2 separate regions of the Homo sapiens genome follow, and region 1 is linked to region 2. A link is an interaction called in ENCODE POLR2A ChIA-PET data of the cell type or tissue named here. Cell type or tissue: PC-9. All regions are shown on one strand. Links, peaks and the distances in the headings refer to the core of each region. The heading gives the core; the rest is flanking DNA.

What was found. ChIA-PET counts read pairs that join two places held together with the same protein. Peaks named below come from ENCODE experiments on the same cell type or tissue, not always from the same donor. Only the 100,000 strongest peaks of a DNase experiment are listed, where the experiment ranks them.
Region 1: POLR2A ChIA-PET joins it to region 2 with 8 read pairs; 1 of 35 experiments calls an interaction of 5 or more read pairs at or near these places.

Annotation. Positions count from the first base shown.
Region 1 is chr3:13,510,875-13,518,310 of GRCh38, forward strand. No RefSeq gene overlaps it. Among named protein-coding and RNA genes, the nearest start is that of HDAC11, 34 kb to the left of the region's middle. RefSeq lists enhancers at 2,190-2,349, 5,096-6,024, 7,398-7,436. In PC-9, for the core only: no CTCF peak of the experiment used is centred there; DNase peaks (open chromatin) are centred at 2,997 and 3,497; H3K27ac peaks cover 2,056 bases.
Region 2 is chr3:13,851,217-13,856,216 of GRCh38, forward strand. It overlaps WNT7A (Wnt family member 7A), which reads right to left. Exons shown (of 4, transcript NM_004625.4): 3 at 3,316-3,587. Among named protein-coding and RNA genes, the nearest start is that of WNT7A, 26 kb to the right of the region's middle. RefSeq lists enhancers at 1,354-1,858, 1,980-2,949, 2,531-3,730, 2,950-3,917. In PC-9, for the core only: no CTCF peak of the experiment used is centred there; DNase peaks (open chromatin) are centred at 1,645 and 2,855; H3K27ac peaks cover 4,672 bases.

The sequences.
Region 1 (7,436 bases), core at 1,018-6,017, 340 kb before region 2:
GGACAGGTGACAGCTCCTCGTGCCTCAGTTTTCCCATCCGTCAAATGGGGTTCACACTAGCACCGGCCTCACAGAGTGGTTGTGAGAACGAATGAACCCATTTAAGCATCAGAACTGCACCTAATCAGCCTCAGCTCTTGTATCACTGAGGGGCAGGGGTTGCCAACATTACTGTAATCAACGCCTCCACCTTTATTTACCCTGCAAAGCAGTACAGTAAGTCCACATTTAAGTCCTTGATAGGTTCTTGGAAACTGACTTTAAGTGAAACCACATGAAATCGTTTGAATCAGGCCAGGCCAGTGGTTCACACTTGTAATCCCAGCACTTTGGGAGGCTGTGGACGGGTCACCTGAGGTCAGGAATTCAAGACCAGCCTGGCCAACATGGTGAAATCCCGTCTCTACTAAAAATACAAAAATTAGCCAGGCATGGTGGTATGTACCTGTAATCCCAGCTACTGGGGAGGCTGAGGCAGGAGAATCGCCTGAACTGGGGAGCTGGAGGTTTTAGTGAGCTGAGATTGTGCCACTGCACTCTAGCCTGGGCGACAGATTGATTGGGATTCCATCTCAAAAAAAAAAAAAAAGTTTGGATCTGTGTCCCCTTCCAAATCTCATGTTGAACTGTAATTTCACATAATCCCCAATGTTGGAGGTGAGGCCTGGTGGGAGGTGATTGGATCATGGGGGTGGTTTTCTTATGAAAGGTTTAGTATCATCCTCTTGGTACTGTCCTCATGACAGTGAGTGAGTTGTCATGAGATGTGGTCATTTAAAAGTGTGTGGTACCTCCCTCCTCTGTCCCTTGCTCCTGCTCTGGCCATGTGACCTGTGGGCTCCCTCTTTGCCTTCCGCCACGATTGTAAGTTTCCTGAGGCCTCCTCAGGAGCGGAGCAGATGCAGGCACTATGCTTCCTGTAGAGCTGCCAAACCCTGAGCCAATTAACCCTCCTTCCTTTATAAATTATCCAGTCTCAGGTATTTCTTTATAGCAGCTGGAGAACGGACTAACACACCAGCTATAACAAAACCAATTTTACCATAGGCTAATTGATATAAACAAGAGTTCAGTTCCTACAGCGTATTTTTGGTCACAAAAACAACATCAAACTTCTCTAATACGAAGCACCTCTAATATTAAACATTGAAATAAATGTGAGGTGTACATACATTTAAGAAAGACTAGTAAAAACAAGATATGTACCCACTTATTCCAGTCTCGGCTCTAGGGTGGCTGGAGCCTGTCCCAAGAGCACAAGATGGGAACCAGCCCTGAGCTGGATATCACCCCATTATCACTATAGGGCACACTCACAGACACGCTCACACTCAGACTGGGGCCATGTAGACACACTGGTTCACCTAACACCCACATCTTCAGGATGTGGGAAGAAGCCAGAGTACGTGGAGGGAACACATGCAGACGTTGGGGGAACATTGCAAACTCCACACAGACAGCGGGCATGGCCAGAAATCGACATTTTTTTCTTATCAACGAGACGATGTTGAACAAAACGATGTTATTTGAGGACCTGCTGTATTCAGTGACTTCTCTGCTATTTTCTGGGTGCCAGGCCCTGTGTTGGGTGCCAGCACACAGACCGTGTCTTCCCTCCTACTGGTCTCCAAGTTTCTCCAGACCTGTTGCATCTCTGGGTCATTTGAGGACAGGATGAGGGTCTAGAGGGCCAGTGTGGGAAGGATTCTCATGGCCCATGCAGTCCAACGTCTCCTTGCACAGACAGGGAAACTGAAACCCAGAGAGAGCAGGAGCCTTGGGCCGAGCAGGAGCTGGGACCCACGGGGAGGTGGGTTCAGCAGGGCAGTGTCCACAGCGAGTAGAGCTTGGGTCTAGCTGCTTGGGTCTAGCTGTGCTGCCTTGGGTGAGGCAACCACCATCTTGAGCCTCAGCCGTTTCCCCCATCAGATGCCCTGGCACGTGGCAAATGCTCAGTTAATTTTAGCTAATAATATTACCTAAGTCAGAGTGAGAAAGGACTTTCTCATAGCCAGAACTGTTCACAGAGCACCATGATAGTGGCCAGTGCAGAAGGAGCGCTTGCTAGTTTTGGCACACTCTAGGCACCACGCTTGTATCAAATGGCTTTGTCCTCACGTAACTATGTTTTGCAGATGAGGAAAGGGGACTGGGGGAGGTTTGATGGCCCCCCAAGGCTCTCCCAGCCAGGGTGGTAGAGCCCGGGGCTGACACCTAGCTGGCCGCAGTCACCCCCACACTGGGTGCCCTGTGGGGTGTGACCTCTCACACCCCTCAAAGGGGTGCAAGTGGAGGCTTGGGGCTGTGGGAACCATCTGGGACTTCCCAGTTTCTGGGACTTTCCTAGCCCCTGCCAACCCTGAGAGGCTGAGTTTCTCAGGGTGTGCCCTGGTCTTGGAACCAGAGGGAAGGGATCAAGTGTGAGGGGGGCTCCTGCTGTGGCAGTGGGGAGTGTGCAGGGGCCTTGCCAGAGGCCCGCTCCCTTCTGGGACCCTCCAGCCAGTGTGCGCATTCCACCGGTTGTCTCGGTAACCGATACCAGGCGGCCAGACAAAGTTACCGTGTGTGTCTGGGAGGCTATTTTGTCTAATATGCTAAAAGGCCTTTGGAAATTCCTGGAGCCCATCTGGTCCTAGTTACCCCACAATATTGCTGCCTCTTCAGCTCACAGACAAGGGAACAGTTTTATTTCTCCTTTTGGAGCTCAGGAATGTGCCTTAAACACGAGCCGGCAGACGCCCACTTGGTGCACGAGTTCCTTGGTCACGTGTCACACTCATCGTCCTTTAAAAAAGGACTGCTGCTCTTTCCCCTTGGCTCCCCAATCCCAAAGGGTCCCTCCCAACCCCATTACCTAGAGAGTGATGTGGGGAGGGCAGATGCTTCGGGGGTGGGCCCGCCTGACTGCGATGTGCCCGGCCTCTGCGTTTTCTCTCCTGTGTCCTGGGGATGGGAACTCCTGAGAATGGAATGCAGCCTGGTGTGTGGTAGGTGTTTGGTACATGCAGGTTTCCCAGCTGGCTCTGTGAACTTAAGTAGGTCCCTTGACCCATCCAAGCCCCAGTAGCCTGCTCTGTAAAACCGGGCTGGAAAGTGTGGTACAGGAGTTTAGGAAGGTCTCAGCCACACCAGGGGATGTGGATGATTGGTCCTTACTCACCCGGCGCTTCTGCCCACCCATGGCTGCCTCCAGAGGGTGTGAACACATCCAGGGCTGCACATCTGAAGCCTCTCTTGCGGGCAGAAGAGATGTCTTCAGGTCCAGCTGCTCCCATGCTTTTTGCGGGGCCGGAGTGTGTTTCTTCCCTGGAGTTCTTGTCCCTTTGGGTTTTTCGGGTTCCTCTGGCCGCAGTGCCCAGAGGCTGGGTGTGGCCGCTCCAGGCTGGCTGAGTCTTGGCAGCTGCCCTACATGGTTGCCTGGGGCCAGGTGACATCCTTCTTGCTTCCTTGAAGAGCTCCCTCTCCCCAGTCCCAGGCTGGAACAGTCACAGTGCCCTGCCCACCTAGGCTATGATTCCAGGGGCTGTGTAAGTGTGTGATTCAAGCTCAGATAACCCTAGACCAGGCTTCTTCCAGGCTGGGCAGGCCTGCACCTCCATCCCCTGCATGGCTAGACGTGGCATGTACTTGTTTTATGAACCATGAGCTCAGTGGCTTGTGTGCCCTCCAAGTGGAAGCTTTAAGAGCCAGTGTGCGATTCTCCACAACCCCTTTGCCACAGCGATGGAGGGAGCACATTTCAAGCTGTAGCCCCCGACAGTCTGGGTCCCTGAAATCCCAGATGACTCAGGTCTCCCAGTCAAACCAGGGCTGACATCCAGTGTGAGCGATAAATAAACCTTGATTGTTTAAGCTCCTGATGCTTAAGGGTGGTTTGTTTCTGCAGCATAACCTTACTGATATCAGCCTGGCTGATACACTTTCCATTTCCCTGATCATAGGGATGGTTTAGAGATATCATGTGACTCAAGAGTCCTTACATTACTTTTACATTTTGAGTGGAAGAGGAAGGACTTTATCTTCTGAGTTATCAAGTTTTAGAGAAGCCATATTTCCCACCACAAACAGAAAGCCTGTCTGAGGTATGAAATAGTAAAACGAAGGGAGAAAAAGAAAAAACATGATGGAAAAGAGGGAATTCTGGTGATGTCAAGATAGGGCTGCCATGAGCATCTGCACAGGTTGTGCACTGCACAACTCTCGAGGCTGCTGTTACACGGTAATCACAGTAGATTTGTGTATTGATTAAAATAATTTTCTAGTAGGCACTAGTAAAGTATTTTGAAGAAGTGGAGCCTTTTTCTAATTTGCAAACAATTGCTGCAAAGGCTAGTGACCATGCCATAATCAAGACCCTGATTTTAATCCTTGAGTCCCCAGAGCTTCTCTAGCTCGATAAGTACTTGGTGTAATTTATTATTTTGGTGAATTCCCTTTGTTGTTAAGTTCTGCTCACAGCAGAACCATTGATAACTCAGACACTCACAAGATGCATCAAGCTTATTTTCTACTTTCCAGAGCAAACCCTTAGCGCTTTTAGAAATAACAGCTCAACAATAAGAGAGAGACAGAACAACCGTTAAATGCAGACATAAGAACAAGAATAACAACAAAATATCAGTTTGGGGCCATTTGTGTAGGTGCAAGTAACGTTCCCTATCTCACTGAGCACCAAGACCTTCACTGTACTGGTCTGTGGCCTGAAAATGGTTCACCATGGTAATTAACGCAGAGAAGACATTGTGTAGACTTCATGTCCTCTTAAAATAGTTAAATTATAACTGTGTTGTTGTCTAAAAGGAAAGACCAAAATTATCTAGAGAGTTCTCATCTGTGTGGCTTAAGCTAGATGAATAACGTATCATTGTAAAAGGATAGTGTCAGCCAAGGTCCAGCCCCCAGCTGTCCCCAGTGTAGGAGGTGGCCCCACTGGCAGCATCCCTGACACCACTCTGACCTGCTCAGGACAGCTCTTTCTCACTCCCCTAAATGCCAGGAGTTTCCAGAAAAAGTCTGGGGGAGGCTGTGGGCTCTGGGGTCAGACACTCTGGGGTGGGGTCCCTTTCCAGCAAGGTGACTCTCAGCAAGTGGTTCCCCGACTCGGAGCCTCGGCTACCGCTTCTCTAAAATGGCAATGGCCATACCCACCTGGGGGGCCATTGGGAGGGTCGGGCGGGCCTGGGAATGACCCAGCACACAGTAGGTGCTCAATGAGAAGCAGCTGGCACCAAGGTGGGATCTGGGTGAGTTCAGAGCCCAGGCACGAGGGCTCAGAATCTCAGCTCGGCCTTGCTGAGTGCTTGGGCGATTCACTTCGTCTCCCAGAGCCCCAGTTTCCTCAGCTCAAACTGAGATCCCCAGGGAGTTGAAACAAGCAAGCATTCTTGAGACTGTGTGTTTCCTTGCCTGTTCTTCCTGCCAGGCAGTAAAGGGGCAGGATTGGGTCTGTCCCTGACTCGACCCCCGGAACAGGGCCTGCGGTGCTTAGTAGGCGCTTGGTAAAGACTCAGTCATTTGCTCCAGTCGGGAGGGAAGTTGGCTGGTGCCTGCTGGGGGGCTCCCCCTGCCCTTCTGACTGTGGGGAGCAGGCCCAGAGCCGACTTTGGCCAGGCCGGGGTAGAGGCCTGCTTCTGCCATCCCTGGTGGGCCCCAGCGTCTCCTCTGAATCCCCACCCTGCTCCTGAGCAAGTGCTCCCATCCCCCACCCTGCTCTGGCGGCTTGGCATAGGTGGGACACCAAGCCTGGAGCTCCCGGCTGCTCCAGCCACCCGAGCCAGCCCCACAATTGTTTTTCCACCTGGAGCGTCCAAGGAGTTGCTGGCAGCCAGGCCAGGCGGGGGAGGCGGGGGGCGGTGTTGGAGGAGACATCAGTGGGCGTGGGAGGAACAGGCTTCACCCTTTCCATCCACAGGGGTACCGGTACTGGGATAAACTGGACGGCACTGGTCAGGGCCCACTTTCCTTTGACCTTAGGTGAATGACTTAACCGCCCCAGTCTCATTTACTTCATCCATAAAATGGGGATAATATTAGTAGCTGCCTCTTGGGGTTGCTGTGAGGAATAAATGCGTCAGCTCATGTAAAGCACTCAGAACCATGCCCAGAAGCAAGTGGTCTTGATGGCAGCCCTTGCTATAGGCACTCTAGGCTGGATGCGAGGGTTCTGCCGCACACAGCTGCCTGGTGTGGGCCAGCCACGTCCACTGTCTCTGCGTACCATGTGCACCCACAGCAAGCCTCCGGAGGTGACAGCCCCTCACAGAAGCTGCAGGAAGTAGAAGCGGAGTGGGTGGCAGCTCCCTCCCTTGCTTCCTCAGCTTTCTCTCCCCTTCTTTCTTCCACCAGCCTGGCAGGTGCCCCCAGAGGCAGGGGATGGGTCCCCTGACCTCGGGGAGGACCCCCAGCCCCATCAGCCGCGGAAATGGTGGACCCGCGGGCCCTGGGCTACTGCCATGCTGCAGCCCTCGGAGGAACTGAGCAGGGACAGGGCCAGCCTGGGTCACCCGATGCAGCTGCACAGATGTCAGGCCCGGCATAGCCGAGGTGTGGTCAGGCTAGGTTCCCCTGGGCCCCGCTATGGGAACAGGCTGTCCCGACAGCCTGGCTGCCATCCCTTGCTGCTGTTGTTTGGAAGATAGAGCAGTCATCAGCCCCAGCCCCCGGCAGCCCCACCCTCCCCTCGGCTTCTGCAGCTCCCAGGCCTGGGACAGTCCCTGGCTGACCCAGGTTGTGCACTGGGTGGCCTGAGGCAGGCCCTGACCCTCTGTCGGCCTCCATCTTTTACCTCTACTGAGAAACCGGGGGCGGAGCCCTCTGTCCCTGCTGCCCTTCCAACTCAAGGCCCAGGAAAAAGGACAGGAGGCACATGGTGGGGTCCGGGGCCAGGGTGCTCACATGTGCTTAGTGAGCACCAGGAGCCACCTTAGAAGGAAGGTGAGGGATCTGTAACCTTGGTCAGGACAGCCACACAGGAACTGTCTCCTGGACCCAGGAGGAGCAGCAGGACCCAGCCTTCTAGGCAGCAAGGGAAACTGAGGCAGGAGCCCAGTTATAGGGCCTAATAAACTTGATCCAGGAGGAGGCAGCTACTGCGTGGAGACTTGGGCTCCAAGGTCCTTGTGAATCCAGGGTCCAAGACCATCGACCTCCAGCCCTACCCACTGATGGGAAGGAGGCTGCCATCTTTCCCATGCCCGCTCAAGTGAGGCTCAGGCCCCAAGCATGGCAGGCTGGTTTCAGGGGCATTGAAAATGGGTCCTGGGTTCAATCCTGCCTGTGCCACTTCCTGGCTGTGTGACCTTGGGCAGGTCCTTTCTCTCTTTTTCTCCATTTCTTCTATAAAGCGGGACAGTAATGCCACCAACACAATGCCGTAGAGGTAAAGCTTGGCTGTCATGTACACCAAAGGCTTGGTCTGCAGTCTGACCTCTGTGCCT
Region 2 (5,000 bases), core at 1-5,000:
AAGCACTGCCCCACCAAAGCCTCTTCTGGGCACCTCTGGCCTAAGACAAAGTCCCACTCCTTGTTCTGGCATTCAAGGCTGTGTGTTAGGATCTAGCCCCTCTGCAGCCTCGTCACTCGTCCTCCCCACCCTCGGCCACACGGAGCCCCCACAGCATGCTGTTAGGACTTCATGCTTTTGAACATGCCTGTGCTGCCTGAACTGCCCTCTTCCTTCCTGATGCCTCGTCCACCTGGACTCCTTATCCTTCAAAGCCCTGCTAAGAGTTCCCTTCTTCTGCCTAGCACTCTTAGACTTCAAGAGGAAACAAACCACTCTTCCTCTGACCTCTTTTCTTCACTTTCTGTATCACGTTTCTCCTACAGTGTGTAGCCCTGAATCACAATTTTTGCTTCTTGTACCTGATTCTCTCACTAGACTGAACGTCTAGTCTTGAGGGCAAAAACTGTGGGTAGTTAATTTCCTTGCGGCCAAAAGGCTGGAAAGAAATTATTCAAAGCCACAAAGATTCCACCATCCAAAGATTTCAGCACAATGCTTCTGACTCTTCCCTTCCTCCCAACTGAGGAGCCTATGATTCCACACATCATACGCTAGGATGTGAACTTCGTATTCTGGGACCCCCGACCTGAGCGGCCACTGATTTCAATCCAAAGTACAAAGGCCCCGAAATGCCAATAGGGGAAACTATAATTCTAAAATCACCTCGCCAAAAGATATTGGCACCTAACCATTCTGATTCGGCCTGCAGACCACACAATTGACGAGACAATGAGGGAAAGGAGGGGATGCCCTGCAGCTTCCTTGCGGTGTTGCCCCTGCCCCATGGCCCACATCCTGCTGGGCTTAGACTCAAACTGGGGACCTGTGAGGGCAGGACGCCCCTGCAGCATTTATTCTCCTTCGACTGCCAGGGGAGTTGGGGGCTCCCCTTCAGCCCAGGGGCAGCCCCTCATCAGGTCTGCAGAAGCCACATGGTGCACCCCCCCACCCCAGCCTCCCCGCTTCCCCTTCTCTCACACCAGCTGCCAACAAGCCCCAGAGCCTGTGGTCAGGTTGAGTCTTGTTTCCTCATGGCAGGAGTGAGGGAGCGGGTGATAAACACATCTGCGAGCCTTTCCGAGGCTCTCAGCCAGGAGCAGCAGTAGGCTGGCCCCATTGCTCCTGTCGGTTTCCCAGCCCTGCCATGCGTGGAGCCCATGGCAGCCTGTTGGGAGGGGGCTTCTGGGGTGGGGTCCCATGCCTTTGAGTAAATGGCGTGTTGCAAAATCCTGGGGAACTGACTGGCACCGGTCGGAACAAGGAGTGGGTCATAGTCCCAATCGACAGATGTGGAAACTGAGGTCGCAAGAGGGGCTGGAACCCACAGCAGCTGGCGGCTGTCTTTGTTCCTGCCCTCGTCGGGGCCCTTGGGGTGTCCCATGGCAGCAAGTGAGGGACTGGCCACTTGGGGCTAGGCTGGAAGACCACCTCACCGTGCTCTGGCTGAGTGGTGTGTGTGGTCACTGACCTGAGTCCCCACAGGTCAGCTGGTACCCTCTCTGAGCCTCCATTTCCATCCCTGTAGCACAAAGGGGCGGGACGGGTGTGACTCAGCCCTTTCTCTGCATACACCGGGGAGTCCACAGTCCCACCTCTTGGCTCAGGAAATACATAGTGTCTGTAGAAGTGCTTTTCTAGAAAGCCATCCCCAAAGGTCCTCCCTAACCAGAGAGCACTGGGCAGGCAGGAGGATGTATGGCCCTCTACTGAGCTTTCCTGAGATGGGAGGGCTGTTCCTGCTCAAAAACATCAGGTCAGGCCTGGCCTGCACTCCACTCATACCCAGCTCCTGACCCCACTCAAAGTAGCCCTCTGCCTCCCAAGGGTCTATGACTTCTGCCCCACAGTGGCTCCCCAGCAACCACAAGGCACTCATCCATTCACTCCATACATATTTGTAGAGTGCCTACTGTGTGCCACGCTCTGGAGTGCTGCTGTGTCTGAGACAGCCCAGGCCTCTGTCCTCGGTATGCTTAAAGTCTAGAGAGGGGAGAAAGCCACGGAACAAGGCAAACTCGGAGAAAAGGCTAGGAAGGAATGTAAAGGGAAACCTCTCTGGGGAGAGGACATCATGGCTGAAACCTGAAGGACAAGGACATGGCAGCCACAGGCAGATCTGGGGGCAGAACACAAGGCTGCACTCTTCGGCCCCAACCTGCAGGGGTTCCCTTTTCAGGGCCTCACAGACTAGCCAGTGTGGTCCCTAACTGGCCCCCTGCCCCTACCTCTGGGTCTGTGTCCATTCCTCCCCCACTCACCAGATCTTGGCTGCTTCCACCTCCTTTCCCTGCCTAGCCAAACCTCGCTCATCTCTCGAGGCCTGTCTCCTCCAGGAAGCCCACTGAGATTGGTCTTACAGCCTCTGACAGTTCCCAGTGTCTGTGTTGCCCACGGGCTCATGGCAGTATGACAGAGCAACAGCCACAAGCCTCATGCCCAGTGGAGCTGTGTGGCTCACAGAACACACTCCCACGGGATCCATCCTGACCCTGACTTGCTGCGGGCCACGTGCTATTCTCTCCTTTAATTCTCACCATGGCCCAGCCAGGGAGCCGTGGGTGAGGAAATTGAGGCTGGGAGAGGGAAGCCACGTGTCCTCCTCCTGTCTGCCTCAAGGAAGTGAGGGCTTCAAGGCAGGAGGGAGCCTGGGACCTGGGACCTGCAGGGTGATTGGACCACAAAAACAGGGAGGAGGGAGCAGCTGGGACCACTGCAGGGATGCACCACCCTGGGCAGGAGCTCCCAGCCATGAGACTAGACAGGCAGGGCCTGGTAATTTCCCCCAGGACACCATCCTGGGGCAGACCAGGTGAGCAATTCCCCTGTGTGACTCACCAAGGCCACCTGTGAGGCTCTGACACACAGGATGTGGCCAGAAGCCTGAGAAGAGGGAGGAAGGGAAGGAGGGACGGAGGGAAGGAGGGAGGGAGGGAGAGAAAAAAGGAGGGAGAGAGGCAGGAAGGGAGCAAGGGAGAAAGGCTAATTTGGTCCCTCCCAAGGATAAGAGTTCACATCTGTCCCTCTTTCCATCTTGCTGAGTAACATTCAATTCGTCTTAAGGCAGACTCAATTATCCAACCTCTTCAGTAACTGACAAGCTTCGTGCCATACACAAATCCTGACCAGCTACAAGCTGATGCCAGCACCAAGCAGAATGAGGCTGAGGGCAGAGCCCTGTGGCTCCTCAACAGACACCCAGCACCAGATGTTACAAACAAGCCATTTTGCAGCATCTCCGCGAGCGCCGCCCAGCTGCCCTCCCTGGCTTCCTACCTTTCGGCCTGCCTCGTTGTTGTGCAAGTTCATGAGAGTCCGGGCATTCTGCTTGATCTCCCGGGCATCCACAAAGACCTTGGCGAAGCCGATGCCGTAGCGGATGTCGGCAGAGCAGCCACCCCACTTCCAGCCCTCGTCCCGGTGGTACTGGCCTTGCTTCTCTTTGTCGCAGCCACAGTCGCTCAGGTTGCCCTGGGTACAGGCAGCTGTGATGGCGTGGGCCACGCCGGCGGCAATGATGGCGTAGGTGAACGCAGCCTCCCGGCTCCCTGCGAGGAGGAGAGAAGAGGAGACAAGTTGGGGTCAGGTCCCAAGCATCTGAGAGGAGGCTGGGCCTGACTGAAGAGTGAGGCTGAGCTCAATGCAATGGCTCTCCAAAGCTCGACTGAGTACCCGTTCCTAACTTCCAACAAAGCTCCCTTTTAGGGTGATGAGCTGAGCACCTCCCATTACACACACATCCATTCAACCCCAGAACCTGGGGAGTCAACTGGGCAGTAAAGGAGGAAGGTATGTGGGCTGGTTGCCCAGGATCTGGAAGGCCAGATGTGGGGGACCCCTCTAGCCCATCAGTCCCCACTCCCCACTCCTGAGCACACTTGACGTAACCATGTAAACTGCACACGTGCATAAAGCTCACAGCATCGTAAAGCAGCGTTTCCCCAACACCCACAGAGGACACTGGCTCTGGGGCCAGAAGGCCTGAGTTTAAATCCCAGGAACATCAATCCCTGGATCTGTGACTATTGGCCAAGGACTACTCCTCCCTGCATCTCAGTCTCTCTGGCTGTAAAATGGGGACATATCATTGGTAACTTTCTCATGGCAATGAGGGAGAATGAGTTTGTCCATGGAAAGCTCTTGGCCCCATGTTTCATTCATGGAACCTGACTGCACCCTACCTCTTGTTTTCGTGGCCACTACTACTCTTTCTGTGTGTCACCTGCTATTTCAGATGTCCATCCCCTCCCTTCTTCTGTGGCCCCCTCACTGGACTGTGAGTATCTCCAGTGGTAGGGCAGGGTCCTGAGCAGCTGGGGTGCAGGAGACAGCGTGGGACAGGCAGTCACTCAGAGTTGGCCTAAATATGGTGCTGCCACCTCGCCTCTTAGCCTCTTTGGGCCTCAGTCTCCTCACCTGCAAAATGGGTTCAAGGGCTACGTCTGCTTTACAGGGTGAAGACTGACCAAAGCAACCTATGGGAAGCCCTGTGTGTGGTATAAGCCCTGAGGAGCACTGGGCAAGTTCACTCTCATGTAGCCTGGGTGGGTTTCAGGGAAGGCACCTGGAAGAAGAGGCCCTGGAACCCAGAGCAGGCAAAGGGGGGCCAGAGAAGGTGTTTCAGAATGCCAGGATGGAGACGGCTTAAGCAGCAAGTGAGGAGGCAGATGACTTGCTCCAAGTTGCTTCCAGCCTCAGGTCACTCTGTCCCATGCTCAGGGAGGTCCTTCCCCACCCACCTTCTCATTCACCTTGGGACCTCCCTCCCCAGGAGGGGGAGACAGACACAAACAACTTGTCCCCCCACCCCATCGCTGCCCTCCCACCCTGCAGAAGGTAGGCCTGTCCACCTGCTGGACTGGACAGCTTCCCCATGCCAGGGCTGTCTTTGCCGTGGCGTGCCATGCCAGCCCACCCATGGTGTCCCTGCTAACACAGAGGCTCTGGAGTCAGAATGCTTG